Regions from separate parts of the Homo sapiens genome. Here region 1 is linked to region 2. A link is an interaction called in ENCODE POLR2A ChIA-PET data of the cell type or tissue named here. Cell type or tissue: GM12878. All regions are shown on one strand. Links, peaks and the distances in the headings refer to the core of each region. The heading gives the core; the rest is flanking DNA.

The links. ChIA-PET counts read pairs that join two places held together with the same protein. Peaks named below come from ENCODE experiments on the same cell type or tissue, not always from the same donor. Only the 100,000 strongest peaks of a DNase experiment are listed, where the experiment ranks them.
Region 1: POLR2A ChIA-PET joins it to region 2 with 6 read pairs; 2 of 35 experiments call an interaction of 5 or more read pairs at or near these places.

Annotation. Positions count from the first base shown.
Region 1 is chr6:119,583,662-119,589,051 of GRCh38, forward strand. The region is part of intron 2 of LOC105377975 (a long non-coding RNA gene); the gene reads left to right. Among named protein-coding and RNA genes, the nearest start is that of MAN1A1, 240 kb to the left of the region's middle. In GM12878, for the core only: no CTCF peak of the experiment used is centred there; DNase peaks (open chromatin) are centred at 2,980 and 4,034.
Region 2 is chr6:119,460,717-119,466,106 of GRCh38, forward strand. All of the region lies in intron 3 of LOC285762 (a long non-coding RNA gene), which reads right to left. Among named protein-coding and RNA genes, the nearest start is that of MAN1A1, 110 kb to the left of the region's middle. In GM12878, for the core only: no CTCF peak of the experiment used is centred there; DNase peaks (open chromatin) are centred at 2,505 and 2,855; H3K4me3 peaks cover 278 bases; H3K27ac peaks cover 2,364 bases.

The sequences.
Region 1 (5,390 bases), core at 165-5,164, 120 kb after region 2:
CCCTTTCCTTCTCTTTTTAGAAATTATGTAAGGCTCTTGTTGTTTCTTCCTTAAAAATTTAATATAGTTCATCAAGAATGGTGGAAGCTTGGTTTTAGGCATTGTTAGATAGGTCTTTATTTGATTTGCTCTTGATTCTTAAGACATGCTTCATTTTTGTTTCAATGGAAAGTCACTCTAACTTGGCAAAATATGAACTCTAAAGTGTATCTCTCTCTTTCGTGGGAAGCTGCAGAAATTTCTGCTCAGCTTTTTAAAACTCTCAGCTGTTGATAACCTCCCTGGGCTCTTTGGAGTCTTGTCTCACCATGTGTTCTGGAGTCAACCAAGTATTTGAGAGAAGTTTCTACACGGTTTTTGGTATTCACTGCCATGGGTCCCTCAATTTCCAGTCTCTATCTTCCCCTAAATGTGTCTTCTGACTTCCCAGGGCAGCTTTATTTTTTTATTTATATTTCTGTCTTGGGCTGGGAAATGCCCCTAGGAAAAGCTGAACAAATATTATCTTACCTAACCTGTCCCTTTCTCTCAAGAATTGAATCCCTTCCAGTCTTAATCTGCTGTTGGCTGCTGCCTTTAATTACAGCAGATTAATCTACTGTAATCTGCTGATGTGCTGCCTTTACACAGTTGTACTTTGTCCTTCTTTTATAGCTTATGATTTTCTGGGCAAGAGGATCACTCTGATAACAAGCTGTTCCACCATTACCCTTAGTGAGGACATAGTAAACTTCATTTATGGTTAAAATTACACTAGAGAATTTACTGATTTTTATCTTATTATTATTGTAAACATTATTATCAACAATTTCACTTCCATTTCTTCATTTTAATTTTGTCTTTAGAAAATGGAATTGTTGTGCTTTTATTAATAGAAGTGTTTTGGCATCATTCTTACATGGTTGCAAACTGGATGCAGATTTATTAGAGGTATTTTATCCATTCATTTTTTTCCTTACTAAAAGTTAATCCATGGGTAAGATAAAAAAAGAAACCACCAAAAATAAGAATCCCAGAACTCACAAGCATTTAATTCCTATGTCTATTAATTCACACCAGTAACTTGATGACTGTTAAATACTATTAACAGTACTTATAAATATTGCCCACCATGATCAAGAAGCTGGACATGAAGATGTCAGCATGACAGATGATATGGGCTTTCATTTTTTTTTTTTTTGCCTTCTCACTTTGGCTTCATAATCCCATTGCTAGTCATGATTAGGGCCTTTTTGTCTTCAAGCTTCAATGAGCTGTGTTCATAAAGAAGCAGAACAATGGCAGAAGAATGAGGGGATAAATGAAGAGGCCATGGAGGAGGGAGTCTATTCTTGAACAATTATGAACTGTTCATGGGGAATGGTTGGATATATATATCAGTACTCTTGACTTTTGGCAACACATTTACTGAGAAAATAGCTCCTATTACTCTACAATGAGAGTGTCCAACATATTAACTGCTCACAGCTCCACTTCATGTTCTTTTCAAATTAATCTCCTCAAAGTCTTTCTTCAAGAATCCATTAGCAGGTCAGAAGGCCTAACATCAGTTTCATTCTCTATTATTCTTTTTCCTCCCATGGCTTTTTTTCCTCCCTTGCTTTGATTCTGTTTTTCTTCCTCCTTTTAGAGACTGTAAAATATCTCCAGGATATAATTTTTTCCTTGAAGTTAGAATCCAGAGTATTAGTAATTAGGTGCTTATGGTACTTAGTAATGACATTATTATCATTTAGTAAAATGGTTGTTTGTAAGGTAAAAAGAACATTGTTAATAACTAACATATAGATTTTTCTAAGTAATCTGGGGCATTGCTAGTATAAATCTAAATATAAATATTTTAGGTGGAGGAAAATATTTGCAGGAAATTCAAATTTTCAAACCACCACTCTTTCATCAGGCTTGTAATTTTCAGTAGGTGTGTTGAAAAGTTAATGTATGTAAGACTGGCCATTATAACTTATTCAGTTTAATACTAATGAGCAGTGTTTTTATTTACTTGAAAAACGGAACAGTATTTAAGTGTTCTTAAGGAGAAACGCTGCATTTCATTGTTTGTAAAACTTATAAGGCAGATCCTTTATTAATCTCCTTACAAAGTTTCCTATCTAATATTTCTCATCTTTTAATAAATATAAATAGGACTTTGAAAACTTTGTTAGGATAAAAGAAAGCTAGATAGTCACATGGACCTGGCCAAAAGTTTTAAACCATGAATTTTGGCCTAAAGAGAGAGTATAAGTGGAAGACAAAACTCTAACCCAAACCTAGAATTATAGACTCAATAATAGACATGAATATCTATATATCCAAATAAAAAGAGTACCACCAAAGAGTCTATAGGATAGATCCTTCACCTGTTTCTCTGTATCTTATCCTCTAGCTGCCTGGCAATGAAATAAACTTAAGTTAGATTTGGACTAAAAGACAAAATGCTTCCTCAGATAATTTTATTTGTATCTGAATATATTTGATTTCTTATCATTGCTTTATCTATTGTGAATTACTATTATACTTTTTTATATTGATGTGTACATATAAAATTGTGGTATGTATCATTTTTAGAGTACTATAAATAACATAAGGACCAAGATGTTGGAATGATGTAGCTGCAGCAGTGCTAAACCCATTAATTTACAATTTGATCCATTTACCTAAGTGGTTGCCTTCCTGCCTCAAAAGTCCTTGTGGATTTCTTTCAAAGCAGTACATTTGTGTGAAGAGGGCTACCCTTTCAGAGATTTTCTTTCATGAATGGTATGTGGGTAATTGCACTCTATTGCTACACTCTCAAAGACAGCACAAAATGTTTGGTTTTCTAGCTACTAAATTTGAAGTGGTTTTTTTTTAGATACATAGGTGAAACTTCTAGTTTTATGTAACAGTTAAAATTTGAAATTGTAATGAGGTGAAGAATTCTCCAGAAAGTCCTCACAAGAATGTCTCATGAGATAGGAGTGATACTAAGGGGAAGTGAGAAGGGATGATGTATCGGAAGAGCACAAAGTAAAGGGCACATCTAGCGGCCCTGCAGCAGCTGGCAGGTGGAGAGTGGGTGGGAGCTGAAATCATCTTGGTCTCTTCCTGTTCTGGAAGTGATGCGCAGTGAATTAGGGAAAATGAGGAAGTGAGATGGAGAGGTAAAACACAGAAGGGCAGAGTGCTGGAAAATCTTGGTAATAACATTAAAAATTTTTCTGGATTGGTGGATGAGGCAATAGAGAATAATTGCAGTGCAAGAGAATGGAAGAGAAAAAAATGATTTTTATAACATTGCTGTGGGTTGTAAATTAAGTCTCAAATTTTATTTGATATGCAAGGAAAGACTGTGATTATTTCAAAATTACTTTTCGTTGCTGTGCTGTGCTGCTTTGAATGTGACTTTGAGTTAAGCCTGAGCCACGTGGGGTCCTAGATTTATTTTATTCACAAAATTCCTGGTTTCTAAGTGTGAAAAAGATACATTAAAAGCTGACTTATCTTTTAGAATAAGAGGTTCAAAACTGAGAATAGAAAGAACAACAGACTCCTTGAGTTCTAGCTCTGAGTCTTCCACCACATGCCTGTAGGACTTACTTTGGGGAGTTTTAAACAGTTCTGGACCACGTTTTCTTAATTTGTAAAAGAAAAGATCACATGAGGTAATTGAAAGGTTAACTCTCAGCTCTGAAAGCTTGTGCTCCTTAAGTTAAAAATGTCAGCATGAGCAAATGCAATTATTGTATTGTTAATGGCTGTTAGCATGCTTATAAAACAATAATTTCAATAATAAAACATTATCCCTCAATGAGTCCTTTTTTCTAATCAGAAATTATCTATGTATTATTTAAGTATGTCTCATTTAATTTTGACAATAGTCTTACAAGGTGGAGGTTGTTATCCTCATTTTATAGTTGAGGAATGGAGACTTAGGAAATTTAAATTAGCTGAGACCAGAAGGTTTTAGCTAATTGGTACAAGAAGTGAGATTTGAAACAGGTCTGCCTGAGTCAGAGGTCAGGCTGACCAGCATCATGGGAATTTCCCAGCAATTCCCAGAACAGGGTTTCTCATGGAACTGTTACTGAGTCACCTGGAGCCCCATTGTGGCATCCAGGTTAACCTTCTCTAGCACTGTAGCATTCGCTGAGTCAAGACCGGCTGCTGTTTCCTTCCTCCTCGAAAAAATCACTATCCATATTCAAGGTGTGCCTACAGCTTCCAGTGTTCTGTGCAAGGTTAGCACCCAGCAACTCCTGGGTTCTATGTACAGAGGTGCAGAAGGGCATTCTTAAAAATGTCAGACTTTTTTTTTTTAAACTTCAGGGTTAAAGCATTTTGCTTGTGTCCATTACTACTCTTGAAAGATATTATTAGGGTTTCCCTATTATGATTTGCCCAGAATCACAGTACGTATCAGGAAAAACAGTTCTGAGGGTCTGAGGGTGTGAAATATATACATATATATATGTAGGTATATATTTTATATATGTATGTATATATATGCATGTACGTGTGTGTGTTTGTGTATATATATATACACACACATATGTGTATATATGTGTGTGTGTGTATGTGTATATATATATAAACAGAATCCTGCCCTGTCACCAGGCTGGCGTGCAGTGACGTGATCTCGGCTCACTGCAACCTCTGCGTCCTGAGTGGCTGGGATTACAGGTGTGCGTCACCATGTGCAGCTAATTTTTGTGTTTTTAGTAGAGAGAGGGTTTTGCCATCTTTACCAGGCTGGGCTTTAACTGCTGACTTCAAGTGATCTGCCTGCCTTGGCCTCCCAAACTGCTGGGACCACAGGCATGAGGAACCGCACCTGGCCATTTTTTTTGTTTTTTTTTTTTTTTGCCAAATACGATTTAAAACCAGTCCACAGGCCAGACAGGTTGTAAATAAACTATGATGGTCATCCTTCTCTCATCTGCCCCTTCTACCCTAAGGCAAACACATTCCTCCATTCTCTAGTTACAAAACCCAAGCTCCCATGCATTTCTAGGTCCTTCCCTGATGGGAAAGGGAGAATGGTGTGTGAAGCTGTCTGCATTTATTTTAGCCAGCCAAAATGCCACCTTCCACCCAAATCAAATTTATGGAGGAAATATCTCAGCTGAGTCCTGGACACAAAGAGTTTGTTGTTTTGACATCTAAATCAGGCCATGAAAGTTTAGGGAATACATCACGGTCTTCTCCCACATAAATTTTTATGCATAATTATGATCTTTCCACATAGGATTAATTGCTTTCTCTTCTGTAGTCTTATACTATATTTATTTATAACTCTATTATAATATGGATCCTACTTTTTTCTTGCATGACCATGATTTATGTATTTGCCTTATCTCTCCTTCTGGACTGTAAATTTCTTAAGGCCAGGTACCATATTTATAAACCTAAAC
Region 2 (5,390 bases), core at 255-5,254:
TGTCTGGAGCTCTGGACAGAGCTCTTGTCTGGGAATATAGGTAGGAGGTAGGTAAAGCTGTGGTCATGTTGAGAAGAAATGAGAGTGAATTATGGAAAGGGCTCAAAATATAGGTATCAGGAGAGGAGCCCGTTACTGTGACTGAGACAGAATCAGCAGAAAGTTAGAAGGACCATGAAAGGCTGCCAGGTGGAAACCAAGGGAAGTGAGACCATCACAAAGGAAAGGATATGGAGGTTAGAAAGATGAATTCTGCAGAGTCTACTACTTCCAGAATTAGATCATTGATGGTCTTAGGTAGGACAGCTTAGTGGAGTGGTGAGGACAGCAGCCAATAGCAGTAACCTAAAGAGCGATGGATGTGAGAAACTAAAGTGCCATGGTTTGGATGTGGTTTGTCCCCACCAAAACTCATGGTTAAATTTAATTGTCAATGTGGTGGTTTTGGGAGGTGGGGCCATTGAAAGATGATTAGGTTGTTGAGATAGATTAAGTCTTTCTTGAGAGACTGGATTAATTTCTGCAGGAGTGGGTTGTTATAAAGTGAAGTTGCCTCTCACGTTTTGCTCTCTGCATGTGTCCATTTCCTCTTCCTCTTCTTTGCCATGATGTGATACAGCATGAAGCCCTCACCAGAAGCCAAGCAGATGCTGATGCCATGCATCTTGGACTTCCCAGCCTGCAGAATCATGAGCCAAATAAACCTCTTTTTAAAAATATGTAAATTACCTAGTCTCATGTATTCTGTTATAGCCCCAAATAAATGGACCAAGATCTGGAGAGAGTGAATGAAGATTTTTATGGTCTTGGTTATGAAGGTTAGAGTAGGGCATGAGGTAGATGGAGAGATTTTTTTCTTTCAAATGATGATACAGATGTAGTCATTTTCTAATAGATAATGCAAATACAGCTTCTGTTTATTGAATATTTAGGCATTGTACTGAGCATTTTACCTACATTATACCATTTAATCTTCATACCATCTGTGGAGGTAGGTACTATCATTCTCAGTTTATAGATTAAAATATTGAGGCTTAGAGATGGTAAGTCATATGACCTCAGTACACAGATTGGAAGGGGCAAAGCAGGGCTCCAAACTCAGATTTCTCTGGTTGCAAATCTCTGTTTGTACTCAATATGCAGAGCAGTGGTTCTCAAACTTTAGCATGTATGAGAATTACCTGGAGATAAATACCTGTTGAAACACAGACTGATGGGCCCTAGCTCTGGAATTTCTGATTCAGTAGGTCTGAAGTGGGGCCTGATAATTGTGCATGTCTAACCAGTTCCAGGTATGATTCTTGTCTCAGGACCACACTTTGAGAAACACTAGAAATGCAAACTCTTGGGTCCTAGCAGTCTGTATTTTACCAAGTTTTCCAGATGATTCTGATGCATGCTAAAGTTTGAGAACCACTTTCCTAAGGTAAAGAAGAAGTTGGTGGAAAGAAGGATGTGGAAAATAAAGGAGAAGAAAAAGTGATGCATAGAGGACCTGGAGGGGATGGGAAGTGCTGGGATTCATGACACAGGTGGACCTGGCAAAAAGAGTGAACTAGTTCTGAAGTGGGATGAGGTGGAAAGAGGGGATGAGGATTTGCAAATGCCTGAGAGAAGACTGGGGACTGGAAAATGGAGAGCAGTGCTATGGCTTTCAGTGTTTCAGGATTTTAGCAAGACACTTGACAGTACCTCTTTTGATATTTGTTTTGGAAGGTGAGGAAATGAGAACTCACTGAGAGTGTATTAAGTGGCTTTGAAGCTGGCTGTCTCCTAGAAGAAACTTTCAGGGATGTGCCACTACGTTCTGTCGAACTTTTAATCAACCAGTGGCAAAGCACAGAAAGTACACTCTTCAAATCTGAAGATGACATGAAGCTGGGAGCAATAACTAATTACTGGACAGCAGAGTCAGGATTCAAAAAGATACTGACTGGCTGGACTGATGGGCCAAATGAAACAAGATGAAATTTAATAGGTATAAATGTAACTTCCGGCACTTAAGTTTTTAAAAAAATCAACCTTACCATTAGAGGGGAAATTTTAGGAACCTGAGGCCAGTAGCTCAGGCAGCTCAGAATTGTATTAGCCTTATGGCTGCCTGGTTTAGCCTTAAATCTGGGTTCTATACCAAAATTATTGACTTATTCCTTATGCCAAATTCTTTCCTTGTCACCTACCTCTGGTAACATTTAACCACCTTTTGTTCCTGTGTCTCCACGTGTTCCACACTCCTGACCTGGTTTTTCTGTTCCTAAGTTTTTCTGGAATCAGAGTTGGCCTTTACTCTTGCCATTCTTTCCAGAGCCCACAGTCTTGGCCTGAACTCAAGTGCCCACATCTCTCTAGGATTTCAGCCCCTGGGGATGCCTGACCTCCCAGATACCTATCACATCTCTTCACGTCTTAGTGTGTTATCTGTCTGTGATGCATCGTAGCTGTTGCCAAAACTGTGTGGGTCCTATTGCTACTTGGCAGTATTTCTGACATCACCTGCTTGCCTGCCACTTGCTCTTGTTTTCTGCTGTTGGGTCCACCCAAAGCTACAGGAAATACATAACTGTAGAGATTTCTAATGAAGTTTCATTTTGAATGAGTGGGAGCTTTAGTTTCAACTTATGTGTAATTGCTCACAAAAATAAAATCTTGTACTCATATTGCGCTGTAAAATTTATGAAGTACTTTCATGTATTTTTTTTTCATTTAAATTTGACTGTAATCCTGTAGATAGGTTTTGGAATCTTCATTTTACAGCTGAGGAAATTGGAGCTCAGTATGGTGAAATGACTTGCCTAAAGCCACACAGCTACTAATTGGTAGAACTGGGATGGAAACCCAGGCCTTCTGATGCCAGCTACCGCCTCACATCTGCACCTGTTAATCAACTGTTTGAAAACTTGGTTTTTCTCCCAAGTATTAGCTTTTTCTAAAGACACATATATTGTGAGAGTGTCAAGTAGATAATGACTCCAGTGCGTTCAAGTACTGCAAGGCCTTGAGAAGGGATTACCAAGTATGACATATCAGAGGGTTTTTTAAAATTATTATTTAACACATCAGCAACCACATCACACTTAAACTCTCAGTAACTAAAATAGATAATTGTCTTAAGGAAACATAAGCAATGCAGCTTAGTTCAGTGGTGAGACATCATTCATGTTTCTCTGGTTCTTGTCTAGGCCCTCATTAGTTTATGTTTGGATTTCTGTACCAATGGTTCACTGATGCACCTGGTTCCATTCTCTTTAGCACCAGTTCATTCTGCATCACACTGTGAGGTGACTCTTTCTTAAACATTGCTTTTATTATTGCCTCACCTTGGATCAAATACTTTTATTGGCTTCCTCTTGCCTGCGGCATCAAGTTTAAACTCCTTGCCTGGCTTTCAGTGCCCTTCATAATTTGATCGTATATTATCTGGCACAAACCTATTCCTTAGGAAAGACCAATCTCCTCTCTATTTTATCCATGCTGGTTAGTCTTCATGTTTTCTGAACTTCTCAGAAGGAATTCACTTCTTCACACATTTTAGTTATCTACCATAGGCAGTACACTGTGCTCAGCCTTGCATACTTGTGGGAATATTATTATAGTGACTGATTTAGCTAGAGAAAGCATTTGCCACCTAAAACAAGTAATTGTAGTGGAAAGCCAGGTTTCCAAGCATGACTGAGAAAATTTCCTTGAAGAGAACACAGATTGGGAGTTTAAAACCAACCCTAATAAAAAAAAAAGCTTGATCCTGAGGAAGATATTGTTTGAAATCTGTGAAAATTGTGACTTTACAGAGGTCATGAAATCTCTTTGTTTCAGATATGGAAAGAGCATGAGAGGTTACTTTTAGATGATAAATATAGTGTAGTAGGAAGAATAAGAGGTTTGGTGTTAACATCTCATCTCTAACATTTACCAATTTGTTAACTTTGACCAACATTTTACCTCCTCAGGCCTCATTTTCCTCCATCTGTAATATGATAATGATACTTACCTAGATATATGGTTGCTGAAAAAACAAATGAGTGAAGTGACGTACATAAGTGTGTACAGTACTTACCACATAGTGTGGTGCTTAATAAAGGAGCTACTATTACATAAAATAAATGTTAATTTGGATGTTATAGTGTTTGGTGGGAAACTCAGATCCAGAGTATCCTAATCCTGTCTTATTTTTTAGGAGATACCCATGCAAAATAAACAACCCCAAACAGATGCACATAAGGCAATTGTCCTCCAACTCAATGTCCTGGCCTTCCCTGGAGAGCTGTAAGTTCTTTCTCTCAGACACTAAGGAAGAGACCAAAGAAAGAGGCATGTGCCTCAGTGTGGGCAAACCCTTCACCTCCTGTAGACATCACCCTTTCACTCTCAGTGCACTCCGTCATGGGCTGACATGAAGTACGCAAGAGCAGGAGACCGTGCATCTCCTTGCCTGGTCTAGCATCCAGCGTCCCAAAATCTTACTGATATGAACTTTCTTCCACAGACTCAAATTGTATATTTTTTATTTGAATACAAAACAGAGAGAACTGGCCCTTCTTGGGGACAGTACTTTAGAAAACAGGATGTCAAAAGGTCTCATGTGGAATCTATTTATCTTTAGGCAGTCATTGGACTATAGGTTAAAAATAATAACATGGGGTCCTGAACACATAAAGAACAATTTGAAACAAACTTTGGGCCTTTTTCCCTCTAGGGAGCGAAAATTTGGAAATTTTAAATTGCTTGGCTCTTCCCAAAAAGAGGAAAATAGATGTACTCTTTGATCTAACAAAAAAAAGTAACTAAATGATGTGTATTATGGCCTTTTGAGGAAGAATGAAATAATTGAGGAAGAAAAAAATTAGGAAAAAAGAAGGGGAGAAACCAAGGGAGAGAAGGCGATGGGAAAAGCAATGCCTGGGAATAAAGAAGGAGTAAAAGGAGAAATAACAAATGCATGGAAAAGAGGGAGAGAGGATAAGAAAGAGTGGAGGGGATGGGCCAGGGGGAGATATCTATGTAGAAACATTTAATTTCAATATGGTAGCTGAGAAGACTTTCCTGGTTATCTCTGTAACTCCATACCAGGCAAGGAAATGGGGACTGAGACTACAAAATGAATGTATGTATGGAGCGGAGGGGAATGGTAGGAGTATGAGAAAGCCCAGAAAACAACAAAAACAAGGGAGAAAGAGTCTTCTAAACCCCCAGCAGAGTTGCCTACAAGATGAGTTCTATGTGCCTGGCAGGATACCGAAGCAGTGAGGAGAGGAGTGGGCCTGAAGAGACGGGCTAATGAGGATGTGATTGTCATCTGGGTGACAGTGACCTGTGAGGACTGCTGAGAAAAGACCACAGGGCCCGAGGGCATCTCACTGATGCTGCCATGGATAGACAGTATCCCAAGGGGA